Linked DNA regions of Homo sapiens: region 2 is linked to region 1. The links are chromatin contacts, found by Hi-C or POLR2A ChIA-PET in ENCODE. All regions are on one chromosome and are shown on one strand. Each heading gives the region's core, a stretch centred on a gene start or an enhancer-like site at or near the end of the contact. The rest is flanking DNA. Distances are from core to core; before and after follow the strand shown.

What was found. A loop is a pair of places that touch in the nucleus more often than their neighbours do. ChIA-PET counts read pairs that join two places held with the same protein, here RNA polymerase II (POLR2A). Pooled maps may share reads with other maps.
Region 2: a pooled map shows a loop between it and region 1 (13-fold over the local background). The contact joins the promoter of RABEP1 here to the promoter of SPAG7 in region 1. A Hi-C loop is called at or near these places in 1 of 37 single-sample maps with no recorded cell type and 7 of 50 pooled maps. POLR2A ChIA-PET finds 5 or more read pairs at or near these places in 4 of 52 experiments (AG04450, H1, PC-9 and 1 more).

The regions. Positions count from the first base shown.
Region 1 is chr17:4,966,529-4,969,107 of GRCh38, reverse strand. It overlaps SPAG7 (sperm associated antigen 7), which reads left to right and starts at 1,291. Exons shown (of 7, transcript NM_004890.3): 1 at 1,291-1,388. The coding sequence starts at 1,304. CAMTA2 (calmodulin binding transcription activator 2) reads left to right here. Exons shown (of 23, transcript NM_015099.4): 22 at 127-201; 23 at 289-1,111. The coding sequence ends at 352. LOC124900387 (a long non-coding RNA gene) reads left to right here and starts at 1,395. Exons shown (of 2, transcript XR_007065587.1): 1 at 1,395-2,579. RefSeq lists enhancers at 1-213, 1-246, 214-891, 892-1,568, 1,156-1,655 and 1 more and a silencer at 1,066-1,145.
Region 2 is chr17:5,281,012-5,283,590 of GRCh38, reverse strand. RABEP1 (rabaptin, RAB GTPase binding effector protein 1) reads right to left here and starts at 1,307. Exons shown (of 18, transcript NM_004703.6): 1 at 1,071-1,307. The coding sequence starts at 1,104. RefSeq lists a silencer at 868-1,587.

The DNA of each region.
Region 1 (2,579 bases), core at 42-2,541:
ACGCCATTCCCCCTTACTCATCCTCTTGATCATCATGCCTCACTGCCATTCCCTGCCTAGGGTTCCTGGGGGGGCCGAAGGCATGCGATGCCTTCTGTGAGGTCCATCTTTTGTTTCTTTCACCAGAGGCTCCTTTCTCACCAAGAAGCAGGACCAGGCAGCCCGGAAGATCATGAGATTCCTGCGGCGCTGCCGACACAGGTACTCATCCCTTCTCCCCCTGGGCTTTTGCGTTGCCACCCGTCGTGATCCGCCAGTCTCCTCTGACTCCTATCTTTCTCTCTGCAGGATGAGGGAACTGAAGCAGAACCAGGAGCTGGAAGGGCTTCCCCAGCCGGGACTGGCCACATGACCTGGCCACCGCCTTTCTCACCACCCTGGGGGCGCCTCGTGCAGTCTTAACAGGGAGAGGGCTTTCTGGGGCAGGGGGAGCCCCTGTCGGCAGCTTTCCTGTTCACCTTTGTTGGAGCCCTCTGTAGGCCTCCTCCCTCCTCCCCACGCCTTGCTCCCACACCCCTCTCCTCGTCCCTCCTGGTCGTGCCCCGTCTCTTTTGGTCCTGGCTCCAGAAAACCCGCGCCCCACATACCTGCATCTTCCGCTGTGACCTCCGGAGCCCTGCCTGCCCCTGCTCCCCAGCTCCTCCTGCCTGCACCCGACTCGGCCCCCTCCTGACTTGCCTTATTTATTTGTTCGACGCGTCTCTGAATGTATCCGCCTCGGTTCCCACCACTGCCTTCGCTGCGCACGCCCCTCGTGTTTCAGGGCTGACCGTGTCCCCACCCGACTCCGCATGTTTGCGTCTGTTTCCTCCCTCTCTGGCCCTGTCTTACCCCATCACCCGACTCTGGCCACTGACCTCAGGGCCGAAGGGGAGGTGGTGTACATAGGAACGCGTTGCGGAGTCCGCCCCGTCCCCCGAGGGGAGGGGTCTTGTACATACTGTAACATACAGAGTATAGTGAAGAATCTATTTAAGGCGCCGCGGGGAGGGCTGCACGGCCGGGCTTGTGGTTCTCTAGCGCGGCGGGGGCCTCCTGCCGGCTCCACGGGCACTTTCTACTTGTGCATGGGCTTGGTTTATACGAATTGCCATTAAACATCGCTGCACCAGCCAGCCTCCGGCCTCTGTCTGCGGGGGCGGGGCGGGGCCTAGGCCAGCTGGAGGCCGCCATGCACCGCGGGCCTGGGATCTGCGCCCAGGCCAGGCGGGCCCAGGGTTTTCCGCCTCCGACGTGTTTCCGGCCTTAAAGGCATTCCGCCCTTCCCTTTAAGACGCACCGCCCCCTCTCAGTCACTCCCAAGATGGCGGACCTACTGGGCTCCATCCTGAGCTCCATGGAGAAGCCACCCAGCCTCGGTGACCAGGAGACTCGGCGCAAGGCCCGAGGTGAGGATCCCAAATTCACAACCGCCTTCCTTCGCCCGGTTCTCGGGACCATACTTCTCCCTCTTTGGACGATGCCGCCTCCTCAACCTTGAAAGACCCCTCACAGGCCCCTTCCGAGACCCTCAGAGTCCCTAAAAGGGCTGCTGACACGCCCGCTGTTCTTAGCGGACAGTGATTGGCTACCTGAAAGATAGCGCCAGCCTCCTGCCTCTTCTCCCGACCCTGGCCTTCCGCAGTCCTTGTTTCCCATTAGCCGGCCGTCCCGCCTGTCCGCTGCTGACCTGGTCTGATTGGTAGGGTGCCTCCAACCTGCCGCATTCCTGCCCCGCTCACCTCTAGCTCTATTTCGATTGGATTTAGGACACGCCATCTACTGTGCCTTCATCTCTATTGGCTATCTCAACTTAAAGCTCTGCCTCCTCAGGCCTGTTCGACCTTCCTTCGAAACCACCCCAGCCTGCGAATTCCCATTGGTTGCAGGGTCCTCTGTGTGTTCTTGCCCCTCCTGCTTAATTTAACCCAGTCCCTTCTGCCTCCCTCCGACAACCTTTTTCCCATCCGTAGCCTTAAATTCCCGAGCTGCCCGGGCGGATCGTAGTGTTGATTGGAGGGATGAGAATACCCGCCGGGTCCGATTGGCCACTGTCTCCGCCTGCGTTCTCGGAGTAGCTTCCCTGCGGGTGGGCTGGAGTTCGGCGGCCGGCGTAGGGCGCGGCCCTGCAGGGCGGTGGGAGCCTCCCCGGGGCTGCTCGTGTTGCAGCTTGGGATGATACTGGCGGAACGCAGGACCCCAACTCCCAAACCTGCGGACCTTGACCACGGACGAGCCCTGTCCCAGCTCCCCACGTGCCCCAGGGGGACCAGAGCAGGCAGGACGCCTTCCAAGTATTCAAGGGCCGCTGGTTGCCTACGCTTCGTCCCCTTGTTTCTTGAACAACCGTTAGGGACCAGGGGTACCCCTCAGGGAGGCCACAGTCCGGGGCTGGGGCGCTCATTGATGCAGTGATCACACGTAAGTTTAATAACCAACTTGATAAGTGCTCTGAGAGAAAAATAACTGTGAGAGCGGCCACCTGAGGTTCTCCCCCAATCTGCAGTGAGCCGAGATCAGAACAGGTAATTCCGTAAATGAGAGAGAGAAGCAAAGCGTTACAGGCAGAAGAGTCTATTTGAAATCTCTGAGAAAGGAGG
Region 2 (2,579 bases), core at 58-2,557, 310 kb before region 1:
TTAAAGATGCTAAGCACACACGCTGATTATAGAAATACACCAGAAAGTACTTTCACAACTAGATACAGTGGGACCTTGGAAAAGCCCAAGCACACTATTTCCAAACATCTATTCTAGGTGGTAAAACCTGGAACCATGTAGTCAATCTGTGAAGCACAGCTTAGTCCAATTTCCCAGAAGGTCACGAAGGGCTCTGACAACCAACTTTGATTATTTAGGATGGGGCCCTTTTTTCCTTCCAAGAATATAAATGACACATTTCTTCGACTTCACTTTTTTTTTTTTAGTTCCACAAGCAAATATCTTCAAGTAGTGCAAGTAGGCCTCAGCATTCTCAAACACTATTCTCATTATTCCTAATACCTCCATAATACTATTATTGTATATACACATTCGTGTTGCTATTTTTATAGATAAAATATAAAGGCATGAATTAACCTCTTGGTTAATTCGTGGGTGAGAATACTGAGGCTCAACGAGGCTAAGAAATGAGCCCAGAGCTTGCTGGTTAAGAATACAGGTCCTCTAGACTCCCAGGCCCCAACACTTAACCATTAAGCCACACTGCCATTCAGGGAATGCTACTAAATCCAGTTACTGTACACAACTACTTTCAGGTCACATAACTGGGTGCAAAGAGTTCTATAGCAAGGATTGGGGCGGCAGGGAGGGTACACTACCTAAGCTAAGATTTTTTTTCTTTAACGAATATAGCACATGTTCCCGATTTCCATCCTCCCCCACGGGCAGAACCCACGTGCCGGTCCCCCGCTACCCAGAACCGCTCCCTCCCCACACTACCCCACGCTACCCAGCAGCCTCCCCACGCCCTTCCCTCTGCCCTCCCGCAAGCGCTGCACCCGCGCCTCCCGCCCCCTCCCCAGCGACGGCAGCCGGGGCGCCCGCGCCGCCCTCGCGCGCCGCAGCCCGCGCGCCCCCGCCTCCGCCCGGCGGGGTCACCCCCGGGGCCTGCGCGCGCCCTTGCCGCCGCCTGCCCGCCCCGAAATCCTCCCGCGACGCCGACGCCGGGCAGGCCGCGCCCGCCGCGCCTGCCATGGTGGGCGCCTCACCGTCAGGCTGGGAAGCCGGGCCCGGCTGCGCCATGACCAGGCGGCCGGCCTCGGGGAGCGGGGATGGGCGGGGAAGCGGCGTCCTGGGCTCCCGCGGGCTCAGCTGGCGGAGGAGGCGTCAACCGAGCCGCCGCCGCCGCCGCCCAGAGAGAAACCGCTAAGGCTGGATCCGCCGGCGCCGCCACAGCCGCGGGCAGAGACGGACCCGACCGCCGACCTCCGCCTCCTCATCCTGACAGCGGGAAATAAGCAGTGCGCAGGCGCAGGGGGATGGGGCGGCACGTGACGTTGGCCCGAGGGGAGGGGCGGGGCCTCGGGAGCGCGGAGGGAGCGCGGAGGGAGCGCGGAGGGAGCGCGGAGGGAGCGCGGAGGGAGCGCGGAGGGAGCGCGGAGGGAGCGCGGAGGGAGCGCGGAGGGAGCGCGGCGGGAGGGGAGGGTTTCGGCGGAGCTGGGCGCCTGACCCAGCGGCGCGGGGAGGCTGAGTGCCGAGCGGAGCTGGAGAAGAGGGGCTGCAGCAGAGGCCTGGCCTCTCGAAGGTGCCGGTCCCGGTTCTCCACCCCAGCACAGTGAGGGGAAAAAAAAAAATGAGTAAGAGAGGAGGACCGATGGCGGGGTGCAGTTCCAGCCTCTACCTCTTCTAGCTTTGCGACCTTGGGAGAGTCACTTCACCTCTTGGAATTTTTATCAATATAATGGCTAAGAAAAGTTTAAACGAGGTAATAAAGTATGAAGAACTGTTTCCGACAGTACTGGGCCTGGACCCCAGGTCTTCTGGTGCAGAGGCCAGTATACTATCCATTCAGCAAATACGTTTGGGTTTTCAGTCGTGATAGATGCTGGAGATACAGCCAGGTACAGACCCTGCACTCATGGCAGGAAAGGAGAAATCATATACACAAAGTGTGGCCCTTATACTTGGGCCCCTGGGCCCTATACTTTAGGAACTCCCCTCTAATCACCACTCCCCGTCTGATTTCGACACCTGGAGTGCCCCATGCCAAGGAGGTAGTTTAAAAAGCTTTTTTTTTTTTTTTGGAGATAGAGTCTCACTCTGACACCCAGGCTGGAGTGCCATGGTGCGATCTCGGCTCACTGCAACCTCTGCCTCCCGGGTTCAAGCAATTCTCCTGCCTCAGCCTCCCGACTAGCTGGGACAACAGGCGCACGCCACCACACCCGGCTAATTTTTGTATTTTTAGTAGAGACGGGGTTTCACTATGTTGGTCAGGCTGGTCTCAAACCCTTGACCTCGTGATCCGCCTGCCTCAGCCTCCCAAAGTGCTGGGATTACAGGCGTGAGCCACCGCGCCCGGCCTAAAAAGCTATTTTGAAATCAGAGAGGAGCATCAGGAATTATGTACATTTTAAGACCCAGCAATCCCACCCCAGGATGAGGGAGTCCACAGGGTTTGGCACTTCAGGACCAAGTTCTGAATACTTGTGGCCCCAGAATTCCCTTTCCAGATGGCTGAAGCTGTGGTCTCTTTCCCAGATCCATTCTCTCTATGG